Regions from separate parts of the Mus musculus genome. Here region 2 is linked to region 1. The links are chromatin loops, found by intact Hi-C in ENCODE. Cell type or tissue: left cerebral cortex. All regions are shown on one strand. Links, peaks and the distances in the headings refer to the core of each region. The heading gives the core; the rest is flanking DNA.

Region 1 (8,341 bases), core at 57-8,056:
TTTATCTTTGATGCCTGCACTTACAGATTTATATTTATTGCCTTTGTATCAGGTGGCTTAATAGGAGCCTAGAATAATCACCCCCTGAGGAACTTATGCCTCTTATTTTGCCTTCACTCTAGGTTCTTATTGCTTCCCATTTGCCATCATATGAGCTTCGCCATAACCAAGTAGAGTCTATCTTCCTATCAGCCATTGACATGTATGGACACCAGTTTTGCATTGAGAACCTGCAGGTATTATAATGGCTCCTTCCTACCACTTTACACTCCTGTCTCTTTTATTCCCATAAGCATTGTTCAGTTAAAGATTTAATAGATTAATTTTGACTTGTATGTCATGAAATTTCATTCCTTGAATTTTAAAAATGATTTATGTTTATGGTTTTCTTTTTTTTTTTTTCGTAAAAACGTTGCAGGATCATAGCTTAGCCTTAAGAATCAAATGAGCCTTCTTCGATAGAAGTGTCTTATTGAAGTCTCTATCTTTTGAAAACATTCTACACCAGAATTAATTGGCAGCATTATTTGATTTCTGGTGCTTGAATCAGATGTGTATATAGAGATGGTTGTTCCTCTTCTAGAGACAAAGCTATTTAAATATCATTTAACTTTAATTTTATTTAAATGCTTAGTACTACACTGTATAAAAAGCCAATTTTATAAAATTATTGGGTAATTTTGCTACAAATGAAGGACTTCAACTATTTTATAAATAACATCATTTTCTCAGGGGAGGCCTTTGTCTTTTCCTAGTGTGAAACCAGAACACTGCTATTATGACTGGCCACAGGAAGATCCATGCTTTCTGTAGGACTCCTCCTAGGGAGCCTAGAAGCTGAGAGGGATCTTTTTAATTATGTGGTTCGTAGTTGATATCTAGGGTTTCCATTACCTTTCAAGCCTGGGATTTCTGACAGTGGAGTCTTAGGCAGTATTTAGGAAGTACAAGTAGAGGTCCGAGAGGATAGTACTCATAAGCACATACATATATTGGCATATTATTGGTATATTTCAATAAACAGTTCTAACAGTTTTACGTGTCTAACCAATATAATCCTCAAGGCAGCCCTGTGGGACAAGGTGTTATGTTCTCCACAATAGCTCAGGAAGGAGAACCAGAACCATGATGCTCATTCACCAGCAGAATTCTTAGATCTTACTGAGAACGTCAATATCCTTTTGCCTTCCAGAAACTCATCCTCTCGGAAACATCTATTTTCGATGTCCTCCCAAACTTTTTTTACCACAGCAACCAGGTGGTGAGGATGGCAGCTCTGGAGGTGAGTGTTGGTGTGTCACACGGCCTTTCCATGGTTTTTATGTCTGTTCTGCTGTCAGTTCTTTTCTCTTCCTCTTTTCTTCTGAAATGCTGAATGCTCAGAGTCAGGTGCTTTAGCTGATGTTTTATCTGCATTCATTGCCAGCTTCTGGGTCAAATAATAGGGAAACGGCTGCCAGGTTTTCCAATAGTCTATTCTGTCCAGGTACTTGAATTTTTCCATTTTAGAAAGAGTTAAGACTCACAGTAGCATAAGTGAAAGCTGTATGGTTGATCCGCACATATTACCGTACCGTTTTGTTACTAGAGCCAAATATTAGTTCTGCCGTGAACTGCGGTTTGGGTGCTTTATGTTTTCATCTAACCCTACAGCTGCTTTATAAAGTTAAAAACAAGTAAGCAAACAAACACAAACGAGGCTGTGAGGTCAGGGGACTTGCCAAAGAAAACCACATATTAACCAGAGGAGTTTGCATTTGGTCAGCTTGACTCCAAAGACTTTTGCATCACAGCACACCACCTCATTAAACACAAAAATTGCAGACCCTGAATGATTTCTTAACATTGTCAAGTAGATATATTTTGAAAGCAGTAGGGAGATGTGTTTTCAATGATTTCATGTAATAGAAGATCACATAGTCTGTTGCTAGCTTTCTCAGATAATTTTTATTTGTATTCTGTGGGTAAAATGTAAAGTATCAGATATTTGAAATATCTTGGTGTTTTTCCAGGCTTTCATGTCGTCTAATACGACGCCTCCTTCTGTGCCTCTCATGCTGACAGAACCTCATGTAGCATTGCATGTGCTTGGCAAACTGAACATGAAGTTTGGGGTGGGGGGCTGCTGGGTTTTGCAGAGATGCAGTCTGTTGCAGTTTCTTTAAGTACTGAATCAGGTTAGTGAGTTTGAGTTGTTGTGTTACATTATGCCTCCTGCTTTTACATATGGTTGAGGATAGAAATGCTTCAATACTGACCTGGAGCAGTTAAGATGGGTGGAGGGGTATAAGATAGATAAAAAGTTGACCATGACAGTGATTTTCTGTTTTCCCTCTTAATTCCTCAATGTAGCCTGGAATCAGCACCTCTTACTTTTCTCACTAATCTTCTGTTGGAACCGTTATGCTAATAAATTAGTAGTTATGATTCTGTATGGTGTCTTTTGCTAAAGCTAAAACTGCCAGTGTTTAGGGTAATAGGAAAGGTTTGCCATGCCCCTGGGTATGCAGCGGTGCTGCCTTGTTTTCATTTTATTTTGCTGTAGTTAGAGTCATAGGTAAAACATTAAAACCCCAGCTTTAAGGGTCTTGCACCCTCTTACCTCACGGCAAACTGCCATCTCGGTAACAGATGTGTCTTTTCAAGACGTCCTTGGTGCAGCCATTGTCTTCATTTCTGTTTTCAAAGTGTATTTACTGAGGATTACTTTTTAACCAGGTGTATGTTCGAAGGGCTTACATTGCCTATGAACTCAACAGCGTACAACACCGCCAGCTTAAGGACAACACCTGTGTGGTGGAATTTCAGTTCATGCTGCCCACATCCCATCCAAACAGGTGAGTTGAGCTGGCACATGCACCTGAGCTAGCCAGTGACCTAGTAAGGTACAATTAAGAGGGGCACTAAATGCCAGTTCCTTGATACTTATAGCGAGAAATGTAGGTAAACAAATGGGCAGACTTGAATGAACCCTGAAGGAGGTGCTTCTTGATACCTATGTCTTCATCTGGGGAGATACAGTATGGTTTAGTTATGACAGATGGTCAGGGATATCTTGTTCATTCTTGCTTGTATAAGTAATTAAAGAACCTCCTCCCTCTCTCCCTCCCTCTTTTCTTTCCTACCTTCTTTTTATTCCTTCTCTTCTTTCCCCATGAGCGTTTGACTTGCCAGACCCTCCCTACCACTCCAAAATAAGGCAGTGGTTGAACAGGCAGCAACCTGTGTACAAGTTCTGCTTTGGCCTGCCCTTGTGCTGTCTGTGGGCTGGTCCACCTGACCAGTCTTTGCCTCCCGTAACACTGACACCTGAATTTAGCAGTTGGAATTTCATCAGCCATTTTTTAAAAGTCATACTTGAGAGCCAGACTTTTTGAATATAAATTAATGACTTAATTGGCCATCTAGTTCCATTATTTTTCTTTCCCTAAGTCCTTTAAAATGTGCATATTTAAATTTGTTTTGCTTTGGGTTTAAAATGAAAATAATTTATTTATATACTTATTAAAAATATTCTGTGGCAATGAAATTCCAAGAACTCCAAGCCATACATATGTTCATCCCATCCTGTATTTTTATTGTTTTTAGTAAGACCACAGGAAATAAAAATACCACAGCCAATCATACCCTGCTCCTCTCCATTTCTTCTTTATTGCCTTGGTCCTTCACTGGTGTTACAAACCACTATGTCTTTGGGGATCCTTCGTTATAGACATCAGAAATGGTTTTGTTCTGAATTGCCACTTCACCCAAAGCAATAGGGCCTTTCTGGAGACAAAGCAGTCTGTGCTGAGAGCGTTGGCCACTGGATGCCACTGTTGATCCAGCAGCGGTCGGCAGATGAACAGAGGCATCTTCAGGAAAAGTACGTCTCTTCTTTGTCTTAGATGATCCTTTCACTTTTCCACCTCAAAAAGTGTCTTGTGGCTGGCAGAGAAAAGCATATATCCTTGATTTAGCAAGCATCTCTCAGTACATTTTTGCCTCTGTGGATTTCAGAATCTCATTTTCTAGAAACGAATGGTTGTCCTTCATCGAACAGCGAAGTACTTGTGGCACATACGGGCTCCACATCAGGTCTTCTTTCTTTTCCTGCATTCCTTGAATAATTGTAGAGAACTACATGCTATACTTAATGCTTTGTAATTCTCAAGACAACCTCTCTTTTTTCCTGCTTTTCTCCTGCCTCTTTCCTGTGGCAGTGATTTGTAGTCAGCCTGCAGAGCTCCTCCTGACTTCCTTCCACATTGCTCCCCTGGTCTTTTGAATTGTTCTGACCCTATCTTACTTTTTACATTTATGTGTCTGTATCTGTGTGTGTAAAGACAACTTGCAGGAGTTGATCCTCTCCTTCCACCATGTAGATCTAGGAAATGAGCCTGGTCAGCCATCGTGCTTGGCTGGCAAATACCTTTATTGTCTGAGTCATCGCAGTAGCCACATCTTTTACAGTTTGAATCTGTATGTCTAGTTTCGAGAAAAAAGTTGACTAGAAATTGAAATGCTTAACTGTTTCATTTAGAAGCCATGCTCACCTTTCTACATAAAGGTGGTCAATCTTATTTTATCCTGACATGGATCCAAAATATTTTTGTCCCTCCCAACATCCATAATGTAAATACCCCTATGGATAAAGGTCAGATTTGAAAAGAAGTATAATCTATAGATCCTGATGTTTTTCTTGATCTTGTGGGTAATATTAAAGCTGCAGGAATGCCATCACTATTAATAGAAGTGGTATTTCTATACCTATGCAGGTAAAGATAAATGTAAAGTAAGGATAAATAATCTTTGTGAAAACCATAAAAACTGCTGGGAAGTGGCTTAGTCAGTAAAGCTCTTACCACACAAAGATGAGGACCCAAGCTTAGATCCCTAGCACCCACATTAAAGACAGGTACAGGGCATGCATTTGTAACCCCATGCTGAGGAGGAAGAGGCAGGCAAGCATGTGCACACACACACCCCAACCCTCAAGTCTATAAAATGTGTAAATTTTTTTAAGCTCTAAAGCCATTTTTAGTTTATGATCAGATGATAACATTCGATCATGGAAGGATATATTTAATTTCAACGAAAATCTTATTCAGAAAGTTACAGATTTGCTACTTGATTTAACATTGGGTAAGATTTTATATTTGCATATATATATATATATATATATATATTTATAATATTTGAAATTATAAACATATTCTGATACCAATTGATGTACTATAATTTAATTTTGATTTCTACCCAAAATCTGGTTTGATCAAAACTATCAGATAAGTGCTCACCCCCCCATGGAGCAGCCCCAGGCCGCCCACAGTTTTGTCCAGTGCTCTACAGAGCTGGTAGTCTCTACAGCTTCTCGTTGAATAAATAAGCTTCACAATTTTATTTGCAGTTCTATCAAATTTTTGTTTGTTGAACAGGCTCTCACTATGTAACTCAGGCTGCCTGCCCCTCCCCCCTCCAATTCACAGTCCTCCTGTCTCAGTCTTGTGCCTGCTAGGGTTATAGTGTGGCCATTGTGCTTTATTTTAGCTGTATTATAGAGAATATAGATCAGAACCAGGCAAATAAAACATATGGAGGGAAGTGTGGGAGGGCTTCAGATGCAGCTTCTTTGTTCTTTTTCTGCGGAATCCAGGCACGCCACATTCTCAGCACATCAATGTGTTCACTAGCCAGGAAACTCCAACAAGCTTGTGTCAGGTTTTTATCAAGGTTTCATTTCATAGGCACGATTGAGCAAATCATAGGCCACACGAATGTACTCAATCTCTCCTCCCCAGAGGTCAGGTTAGCATAAAGCCGTAACCCTCTAAGCACATAGTTGGTGTTTCTAGTGACTAGCTTCTATCTGGAGTCATGTGACCTCTTAGCATAAGCTCAGATAGGATGCATGAATAACAAAATACTCTCCCAGTGCTTGGGAAACTCCAAGGATTTGGAGTCTTTCTCCTGGCAGCTGAACAATGGCTGAAGACTTACAATAAACCTGGTCACCTTTTTAAAAAGCTTAGCTAATTTTTCTAGCCTCAATATTTTTCTTTCATTCTGTTTTAAGGATGGTTGGAATTATTTAAGGGGTACCTTGAAAATGCACGTATTGGTATCCTGCCTTCCAAATTCTGATTCATTTTGGATTAGGGTCCCGTCAGTGACTGTAAACTTCCTCTGATATTCAGCACTATGTAGTAGAATCTATTTCAAACCATATACATAATTTTAAATTTCCTGTTAGCTACATTTGAAAGTACAAAAAGAAACAATTTTAATAAGTCATTTAAACCAGTAGATGTGAAATATCTTTTAAATATATAATAAAAATTATGAATGTAATATTTTTTATTTTCTTATTCCTACTTAGCCCTTGAAATTCAGTTAATTTTACCCGGGTAGCATGTCTACCAGTAACATGTCTAATATTCATTCCCTAACTACATTCAGCTAGCTACTGCCATACTATTCAGCTCAAATCTAGACCAAAATTTAATTAGAACAATAATATTGAGTCCTTTTGTTACATTTATGGTATAGTCCCTAGGAGAGAGGGAGAAAAACACCTCTTAGGTTGCTATTATTAGTAGTTGTAGGAATTATCTGTACCAGATGCAGATTTACATTATAATATTTTACACATGCTTCAATAATTACTGTCAAAATAGAAAATATACAGAAACAGAGAATCATACATATATCAGTGCAAAGCAGATTATAATCCTTTCTCCCAGTTCCGGTTAACACAAATTCTTTGGGAAGAAAATGTTTTGGGGACTGATATCGTTTTGAGACAAGTTCTTAACTACAGCCTAGGTTGGTCTGCAGCTCCCATGTAACCATGGATGACTTTGATCTCTAGATCCTCCTGCCTTCATTTCCTGAGGGAGAGGATGGCAGGAGTGTACCTCCATATCTGGCTTGAAAATATACGTTTTATATAGCCAGTTACTTTTTACATCTTCTTTCTAGCCCTAGATTTATATTGTTCAGCACTCCGTTAGGAATGTTTTTGTAAGCTGCCATAGCTAACAGAACCATGGGGTTACCTTGCAGGAGTCTCACTTCAGTTTTTGCCTGTTGATTTGACTTCCATAGGATGATGCACAAGAACATGGATCACTGACTGTAACCCGACAGCAGCAGTGGGTGTTGTCGTTGTTGTTGGTTTTGTTGTCATTTGTTTAGGGAAATGCAGATGTCTTTTGAATTGAAGGCCCATGTTTTGTTTAGATTCTTGGAACATAGGCAAAAGTAGGTTTATAATGAGTAGGGCATCTCTGACCAAGAACAGATTCCTTTGTAGCACATTTGGTTAATTGGCTTACAAAGTTTCCATAGGCTTTTTTCCTCAAGATTCTATTTATTTTATTTTATGTATGCCGGTGATTTGCCTCAATGTATGTCTGTGTATCATGCCCATGCCCGGTGTCCTCAGAGGCCAGAAGAGGGCATTGGATCAGCATTATAGTGGTTGTGAGCCACCATGTGGGTGCTGGGAATCAAACTCAGGTCCTCAGGACCACCACTGCCTGGTCTGGAGTTACCTGTTTCTTCTCGTTTCCTTCTCTTGAACAGTGGCTAATGAATAGTTAGAAATCTGTGACACGTGTCTATTTTTTGTATATTTCCTGCTTGTACTCTAAACCTTCTTAGAACTTAGATTTTATTTGCTGTTGTATATAATTTTAAGTGTCAGTTTTTTACTGACCATTATCCTAATATTTTTAATTTTGACGACTTGTTAGATGATTTGATGTTAGGATTTCTCTTAACCTTGAACATATTTAATGTTCTTCAGTTACTCTGTGTAAGTTAATATTCTAAAATATAGATATTTTATACAAATTTATCTAAACCACATTATGCCATAAATTCTTTGACAGCATATGACTATATTATTAACAAACTGGGAGTACAAAATTTAAAACTCAAAATATATTTTGTATGTAACACACAGTAGTTAACTTGGGCAATTTTAAAACCTTTTAATTGATTCGTCATTTATAAAAGAACCAAATGTTGATGTTGGAGATGGAGGTATATATACTTCCTGTATATTTCTATACATATTTTATAATGGGTGAGGACCTATTGGTGTTTCCACTTATTTCTTAGATCGAAATTCAGCTTTGCTTTAGTTAAGTTGCATTTCACCTTCTTTCCTATTAGTTCCTGTAAATCTTCTTCATTTGTGTTAGACACTTTGGTTCAAGTACTATGCTTTTCTCAGGCCTTACATCCAGAAGAGGTCAGCTGTGCTCTCTCCTGATAACACGTTTCGTTCATAGCTGGGTTTAGTGGTTTGGCACCTCAGATGTCCAGCTGTTGTTCAGTGTTCTAAAGATCTTCC
Region 2 (8,341 bases), core at 269-8,268, 110 kb after region 1:
TGTGTGTGTGTGTGTGTGTGTGTGTGTATCCGCTTCCCAGATTAGGATTATAAATGAGAAGCCAAGCTTGAGTGAGGGTACACTGTTCTAGGCTTTAAAACCCTACTCCCTACCAGTCCCCCAAGCCCTGCTCCCTGGGTTGTATCTTCTTGACCTGGGGTAGGCCTGACTCTCTTCTGTGTTAAACAGCTGCTGCAGAAGCCAGCTACTCCATGTGCCACTGTTTGTCCTGGTTTCAACCTGGCAGGCAGTGGGACTGGGGATACTTGTAGATCAGTTTAAGCTGTTTTAAAGGCCCAGAGTTTGGTTCCCAGCAACCATGTGGCAGCTCACCCCATCTGTAACTCTGGTTCCAGAGCTTTCAATGACATCTCTGACCCTTGTAGGTACCAGGCACATGTGTCGTACACATACATACAGATGAAACACTAATATACATAAAACAAATAAATAGAAAAGAATTTAAAAACCCAGGGCTCTGGCTGGCCTCTGTAGGCCCCCAGTGCCAGCTCTGGCCTCCTGGTTCTACAGCATTTGGCAAGTTACTTGCTGCCTCTTAGTCTCCTTATCTTTGAGGTCATGACCTTTCAGGGCTGACACATTAGAGAGACTGGAAGCAGCATGGCATCTCAGTGATACCAGCTCTTGACACTTGATTAGGCTGTGACGGCTTGTCTGTGTTCTACTCTTTATGTTAGTTCCTGAATCATACGTTTGGCTTTTAGGATTTCATGGGCACTTTTGATTTTGTGAAGGGATGGGAGTAGCCTACCTTTTTCCCACTTTAGCCTTTGCCTAAGGCAGGATTCTAAAGAATGGCTTTCCTCTGTAGAGCATATTCTTACACACACACACACACACACACACACACACACACACACACACACACACACACTTTCCTAAAAACCCTGAGGCCCTGCAATCTGGCTAGAAAAGAAAGAAAACCATTCCAAGATATTTAATTGTACAGGGAGCTTACAGGATTGATCGAGAGCTTAGCTTTTTACAATAGTCCAGTGAATAAGAAATGCTCCTGACAAACGATCAATGATAGGATAATCACTCTTTATCCCTCGTCATTCTTACCTTCTTTCTTTCAGGAGAACAGGGTTCAGAAGTCAAAAATCTTTATAGACGCTGCTTTTAAATTAAGCAGAAAATAGACATTGACATATTTGTTAATCTCCCCTAAATCATTACCGGAGCTGGCTGCTCTGCTGTACAGGGAATGGGGCCCTTAGCAGGGCACAAGGGTGGCACCCACTTGAGAGCAGCCTTCACTCCTAGGACATAAAAGATTTAGAGACACTTTTCCTCAAAACAAAGCACAGACCCTGGGCCTTTTTACACACTTAAGACTTGTCAGCACCTCTCCTCGCCCTGTTTCTCTCCTGAGGTGGCCTTTGGGGAATACTGCTTCATTTCCTGACTCCTGGAAAGACAAGAGAACCATCGTATTATTTCATTATTCCTTCGAAATTCTAGACTAGTGCAATTGGCCCAACATCCCCTTTTCCTCCAACATGTTAAAACCATCATCGGCTTGCTTCCAGAAGGCTCTCCTCAGCCTGTTGTTCCTTCTCCTACTGCATCCAAATGTTGAGACTGCTCTTAACTCTGTGCAAACACAAGGAACCAGCTCTCCAGCTACTGCCAGGAGATCTGCTTCGCCAGTTTCATGACGATTACTGGGAACAAGTACAGGCTTTGGGTGTGGCCAGACCCGAGTGTAAATCCAGACTGAATTGCTTAACAGCCAGGGCCACTTTATACTTCAGAGCCTCTTTTCTGGTTTCTAAAGTGCAAAGGTGGGTATGAGGGTCAGAGAGAATATATATGAAGTGGCCTGAAAAGTACTTGAAGCACTGAGGATTCATCTTAGCAGCAGGGTAACAGCCATACAGCCCTAAATCTGAAGTAAGAGTGTGTGTGAATGTATATATTGACTTATGACATATATGATCTTGGGAAACTCAAGTGCACTGCCTGACAGAAAATAAATGCTTAATAAATTATGTATGGCCCATGTAGATACACATGTACATTCAAGTACAATGTTGGCTGCTTACCCAGAGGAATCTCGAAGAACTTGGAGTTCCCTGCTGAACTGTCTTCTCAGTCTCCTACCATCCTTTGGGCCCCAGAAAACTATATTTTTACATCCTTGACTAAAACAGTAGGAGAAGCTACAGACATTGTCCTGGTCTTAGCTGCACAGTAAGACTAAGGTGACTTGTGCCTCCTCATTCTGCGTCTTCTGCTGTGCCTTAGCCTTCTGAGTGAAAGGGTCCGCTACTGCTGAGGTCCGTTCTTCTCCAAGGAAAACCAGCAGTGTGATACTAACCAAAAGCCTCAGAGAAGTCCTGGCTGTCACTCCTTTGCTCTGTGGCCTTGATAATTCACAAAAGTTCTCAGTCTATCAATGCCCTTACCTGTAAGGTGCTAAGAAAAATACAGCCTTAGGCAGTTGTGAAGATTAATGGGGCCTGAGGCAGAAGGTCAGTGATTGCCTTCAGTGAGCACCCAAGACCCATGGGACCTGCTTCACAGATGTAAAACATGGGGATCTGGGCACCCAAAAAGTCCATAAGGTGAAGCGAGGTGCTCGAGTTCCATCCCTGTCCTTCTGTGTGATGAGGCTCACGTGGCGGCCCAGGGCCGTTCATAAGCATGTGATTCATAATGGCATAAGAAAGAAGGCCTGTTTCCAGACAGGCATATGCTTGGAACAGAGCTTTCTCCTCTGCATCCCATCACCTATGCTGACGTATTTGTCAGTGCTAGTGACAGAACACATGAGATTGTCCCCAGCACCAGGCTGTCACCTGTTGTTTCTTTAGCTAGATGTCCTCTTCCTTTCCTGGCAGACAGATAAATCTTCAGTATTGATTACAGACCCATCCTGAAAATAATTAGGGAGGGAATCAAACATAGGAATCAAACTCCTCTACTAAAACCTGGGCGTGAAAGTCTCTGCCCAAATAAAGTCTTGTGTGTTCTGTGCTTAGCAATCCACACAGCTGCTCTTCTCTTCCCCTCCTGAAATGTTGTCTCCTGGTCAGGGATTGGGAAACCAGGCAATAATACATGGAACCTGCTTTACTTGACTAAATGTACTACTTGGAGGTTAAACAAATCCATATCTGACATTAGAGGCTGTGGAGTACAGCAGCTTGCAACTTGGTGCTTAGCAGTTTCCCAGGCACCTGTTGAGGACGTGGTAAAACCAGCACTGCTGGTCTGTGCTCTGCTCTGAGGGGAGGCTCGTCAGTAATGATGGTCATGGTGTCCATGCACCAGTCTCGCCTTGTGAGGATAAAGGAGCCTTGCTCTAGGGCGCTGGACTATGAGAGTCCAGACCTGGGTGCTCACTTCACCTGCTCAGAAGAGGCCTGGAGAGCAGAGTTACCGCCACTGCTTTCATACTTGTGACCTCTATAGGACAAAGAAGACACGTGGGCTCCCTGTGACAAAGTAAGGACAGGACTATCATCTCAGAGTCTGTTCTGCATCAAAGACTTAGTGATGACAGTGGAAAGCCGGGCCCTAGAAGGAAGGACGGTGGCTACATCGATGCCAAGACTTCTGGTCACTGCTGAGTGTGACAGACAGGTTTATGTAATTGCAGGCACCCCAGAGCTAAGCCCCACTGAGCGGAAGGAGCTGGAGAGCAAGTTGAAGGAGCGGGAGGAGTTCCTAATTCCCATTTACCATCAGGTAGCTGTGCAGTTTGCTGACTTGCACGACACACCAGGCCGGATGCAGGAGAAGGGTGTCATTAACGTAAGTAACACAATTGCCATTTCTGACTTGTCAAAGCCTTGTAAGTGACATAGGCGCACAAGCTGCGAGGGCCAGATCAGCACGGTTTATGCAGATCAAACCATTTCCAGTTTTGTTTAAGAGATCTTTCTCCTTTTCTGTGTCCCCGTCATATAAAACAAAATGATTTAGGTTTCCTTGGAATCCTGACACCACTCTGAGGAGTCTAGTAGGAAACTGTGTGCCTTCATTAAGTGACATCAATCCAGGTGATCCCCAGACTGTGGAGTACTACAATGTCAAGGTTATGGTGACAGCTGATTCACCTTTGATCTGCATGAAAGTTGAGCTGACTGCTCAAAGCAGATCATTACCTTTCTAGTTCTCTGGGCATTCAGTCTCTCCTTCAAAACCACCGTGAGGCCTTGGGTAGCAGTGTTCTCTTGGGAGGCCAGTTTTGGAGTGTTCAAAGGCTTTCCTGGACAGTAGCTTTGTATGCCTCAGGTTCCTTCAGATTGAGTGCTAGTGCTGCAGTGACCACACTAACTCCTCTACCCTTAATGTGATTCTAGGATATCTTGGATTGGAAAACATCCCGCACCTTCTTCTACTGGAGGCTGAGGCGCCTCCTGCTGGAGGACCTGGTCAAGAAGAAAATCCACAATGCCAACCCTGAGCTGACTGACGGCCAGATCCAGGCCATGTTGAGACGCTGGTTTGTAGAAGTTGAAGGCACAGTGAAGGTATGTGAGGCACCTACCAACGAACCTGTACAGCGCACCTGAGAGTTACAAGGGTTGTCAAAGAATCTTCAGGACTTCGGGGGCAGGGTGTAAGAGAGGAACCTAATACCCAAACCCTCTCCTGTTCACACACAGCCAAATGCTATGCTCTCAGATCCTGTCAGAAAAGCTAGAAAGGCCTCTCTGTGGCTACAGAGTCATTTAGCAAACCATTTGTAACACTTACAACACACTAGACCCTTGGGGCTTAGCAGTGAGAGACAATATTCCTGCCTACACAGGCACACCGCAGTTTACACATAAAAAGCAGAGGACAACTTGAAGGAACTGATTCTTTTCTTTTGCCATGTGGGTTCCTGGGATCAAACTCAGGTCTTCAGCCTTGGTAGCAAGTGTCCTTAACAGCTAAGCCATTTTGCTGGTCCTATTTTATCAGGCTATTAGACAGATATACTTTGTCATTTATTACTTGTGTGATCAAAATCTTTGGTGACTGTCAGATATTGATGGAAAGTGGCTGGTGGCCTTGTCCTACAGAGGGCCACTCCAGTCTCCTCAAAAAAGCTACCTGGAGTCTTTGCTAATGACCTTTCTCATCAAGGAGCTGTAAGACTCAACCATCAGTTTTAAAGCCAGTGATGTGAAGTATTCTGAAATTCACCTTTGTGTTAAGTCTGCCTGTTTCTTTATGACCGGGAAGCTTCTTGGATAAATATTTCAGACGTACAGCAGGGGAGTGGGACATTCTCTGACATTTGGTTCAGGTTAAGGTCAGTCTCTGGCATCATAATTGAGTGAGACAATTTTGTCAGTGGCTACTGGCAGCTTCTAGTGGAAGTTGGCATTGAAAGTCATGCAAGTGTAAAATAAGAGGTTGTTCTCCAGTTAAGAGTGGCCAGCTAGGTAAATGGAGTGTGTGTGTGTGGCCCATACGCCTCCCTACCACATTAGTCACTAATGGACGTGCACAGCCTCGGTGGGCACAAGGATGAGGAGAAGGAATAGCTTCCCTCCAAGCATGAAGTGAATAGATAGGTCCCTCGCTTGCTCCTTAGTGGCATCCTCCCAGGGGGCAGCGTGTCTAAAGAAACCAGCCACTGCTATCTCTCATCAGTGTGAGCTCTATGTGCACAGGCTCCTGGCTGGATTGAGTGCAGAAGACACTGCAGGCACACAGCTCAGGAAGAGGCTGTCTGCACATTAAATACCTGCGATCCCCAATAGTTGATACTATTTCCTTTGCCCGTGTTTACAGAATATTGCATTCCCCGTGAGCTCTCCTGCCAGAGGACAGGAAAGAAAGGAAGGACAGCTGAGCCTGTGAAGTCAGGACATGCGACTTTGAAACTTCCTGCCACATTCTGCAGGCTCAGCAGGACCTGGTTAGTGTAGGATAGGTGATAAAATCGGCAGCGCCCTTGAGAGGAGGCAGTGCTGAAGGTGTAGTGCTGCCTCTGCAGGGCACACAGAAGCTGCCTGGTGTTAGAACATGGCTGAAGCACTTGGAGTGTGTCTTCTAATAGTGACAGATTTCATGTGCTGTTTCCCTCAAGCGCAGACACTGATAGAGTCTTTGTTTGAGTGGTAGGTCTCTGTTACTGGTGCAGAAGTCATAAAGTAATATGCATTTATGACGTCATGAAAGGATAGGTGTTTATTAGCCATGCTTTGTATTGTTTTTTTCCCCAAGAGAGTTTGTTTTCTTGAGCGATTATGAAACTTCTATTCCTTTAGAGACCTTCATCCCATGATTTCTAGGATTCCATTTGGATCCACTGGGCAGTCCTGTTAGAGGAAGTTCTTGGGTTTATGGCTCGTGGTCTCACTGTGGTCAGAAGCAGCTTCATAACCACAGCTCCCTAAGGAAAAGCTTCATGAGCTATGGGTGGAATTAGGCAGTGCAAACAGTACATGTTTACTTCATGAAGATGGTTTCTGTTTTGATTTCTAGCTCCACAATTTGAGGTATAGAGCTTTTTAACAGGCCGATTGGTTCTGTGCCTGCAGATCACAGTTAAGACTTTCCATGGAACACTGGAGGGGGGGGGGGGGTTTGAGATCTCAAACTCTGAGGTTTCCATTTTTACATTTATTTGCTTGAACACATTATTTGAACCCCCATTCCCTTATGTATAAAATGGGGATAATGTTTATGGTGTCGAAGGCAAAGCATGTTAGAAGTTAAATAGCAGCCAGACTTGGTGGGGTATACCTTCAATCCCAAAACTCAGGGATGGGATTTCTAGGCTAGCCAAGTATACATAGTGAGACCTTGTCTCAAGAAGAGAAAAAGGAAGAGGGAGGGAAGGGGGGGGGAGAGAGAGAGAGAGAGAGAGAGAATGTGAGTGTTAAAGTATAAGACTTGGTCACGCTGTCATATCCTGGAAGGATTGCTGGCTCACAGTAGTGTCCTCAGGGCTTGGTGCCCTAATTTATTCTAATTGTCCATAGTTATCTGCTTCCGCTTATTCTGGATTTCCAAATGGAATGGGATCTTGTGTTGAGAGGTCTCTATTGCCTCAAGGAACCTATAGATAGTTCACTGTACCAGGGAGGGATAAGGTGAGAGCTAAATGTCAACACTGGCCTGGCCCAGCCATGGAATCTAGCAAGCCACTGCTTACACAATCTTTTTGTGGTGTTCTCCAAAGCCTCTGAAGGAAATGACCTTGGGTGTTAGAAGGTCATAACCTTGGAAATACTGATATATTAAAAACAATCTTTCTAGAGTGTGTATATCTCCCTCATCCTCCCACCACCACCCCCCCCACACACACACACACACCAGGTCAGATGGCTCCTAGGCATCTCTCCAGCTGGAAACATCTCTTAAGCAGCCCACACAGTGGAGTCATTTGTAGGCGTGGTAGTCAGGGCTCACAGCCACCAGGTTGTGCCCTAGTCACTCCCTGGCCCTGTTCTACTGTTGCTTAGGGAGAGCTTAACAGCTGTCCAGTGCATTAGAAATGAACCTTTTCAAACAGGTCATTTAGATTTTGTAAGCTAGACTAATTATTACATATAATTAGTGAGGCTGAGTGGTGCCTGAGATACTTATCCATTGATGCAGAAAGAGTGTCTGTTGAACATGTATTGTAAGACAAGCAAGTGTTGTGATGTTTAATTATTGATATTTTATTGATATTAAGATGCTCTGGCTGGGATGTCAGACAAGTGGTCCCAGGCTGTCAGGAGGCTAATAGCCAGCATTTCATATTTGTTTAAAATCCATATTAGATAGCTACATTTTTATAATTCTAAGGAAGACCATGATAATGACTTTTCTCCCTTGGAACAGAGGTGGCCTGTCCTTCCTCATGACTGTTCTTAAAGGCAGCTTACTTTTCCTAAATGGAACAGAATAACTCAGAGCAGAGAGTATGGTAAACCCTCCCAGACTGATTCAGACAAAACAGCATTGAGAAAACGCAAATAAGTTTCTTTTTGTTAAAGACACAGTTGATTAGAACTCAGAGTCTCTATCTTCATGTACTTTGGGCTTCAGGCTTAGTGGCAACATCCAGTCGTGTTCTGAACAAACTGTGTTTCATACACAGGGTCCATAGGTTTAAGCATCTAAAAGCTTGGAATGTGGCACTGTAGTTCTGCCTGGGAACTGTTATAGAATGTTGAGAAACACCTTTAGTAGCTTGTGGCTGCGGGAGGGGAAGGCAGGAGTGTTTACTCTAGAGGGTAGCTGACTTTCTCCAGTGTAGTGTGTGAGCATCGTTAGAAGCTGGCATCTCGTTAGCTAATGCATTACACCAATCAAGGAGAGTTATCTTAAGCCACAATTAATCTGCTCCCTGGCATATGTTGATAGCAAAGCATCATGC

What was found. Hi-C counts contacts between places; a loop is a spot of excess contacts. Peaks named below come from ENCODE experiments on the same cell type or tissue, not always from the same donor. Only the 100,000 strongest peaks of a DNase experiment are listed, where the experiment ranks them.
Region 2: a loop joins it to region 1, with 2.1 times the contacts of the local background. A loop is called at or near these places in 5 of 42 quality-filtered maps.

What each region holds. Positions count from the first base shown.
Region 1 is chr11:84,277,674-84,286,014 of GRCm38, forward strand. Acaca (acetyl-Coenzyme A carboxylase alpha) reads left to right here. Exons shown (of 54, transcript NM_133360.2): 25 at 123-236; 26 at 1,193-1,282; 27 at 2,719-2,837. Among named protein-coding and RNA genes, the nearest start is that of Acaca, 86 kb to the left of the region's middle. In left cerebral cortex, for the core only: a CTCF peak has its summit at 3,811; DNase peaks (open chromatin) are centred at 3,832 and 5,576.
Region 2 is chr11:84,387,882-84,396,222 of GRCm38, forward strand. Acaca (acetyl-Coenzyme A carboxylase alpha) reads left to right here. Exons shown (of 54, transcript NM_133360.2): 51 at 3,629-3,783; 52 at 4,335-4,505. Among named protein-coding and RNA genes, the nearest start is that of Aatf, 120 kb to the right of the region's middle. In left cerebral cortex, for the core only: CTCF peaks have their summits at 4,381 (motif pointing left) and 4,583; a DNase peak (open chromatin) is centred at 1,616.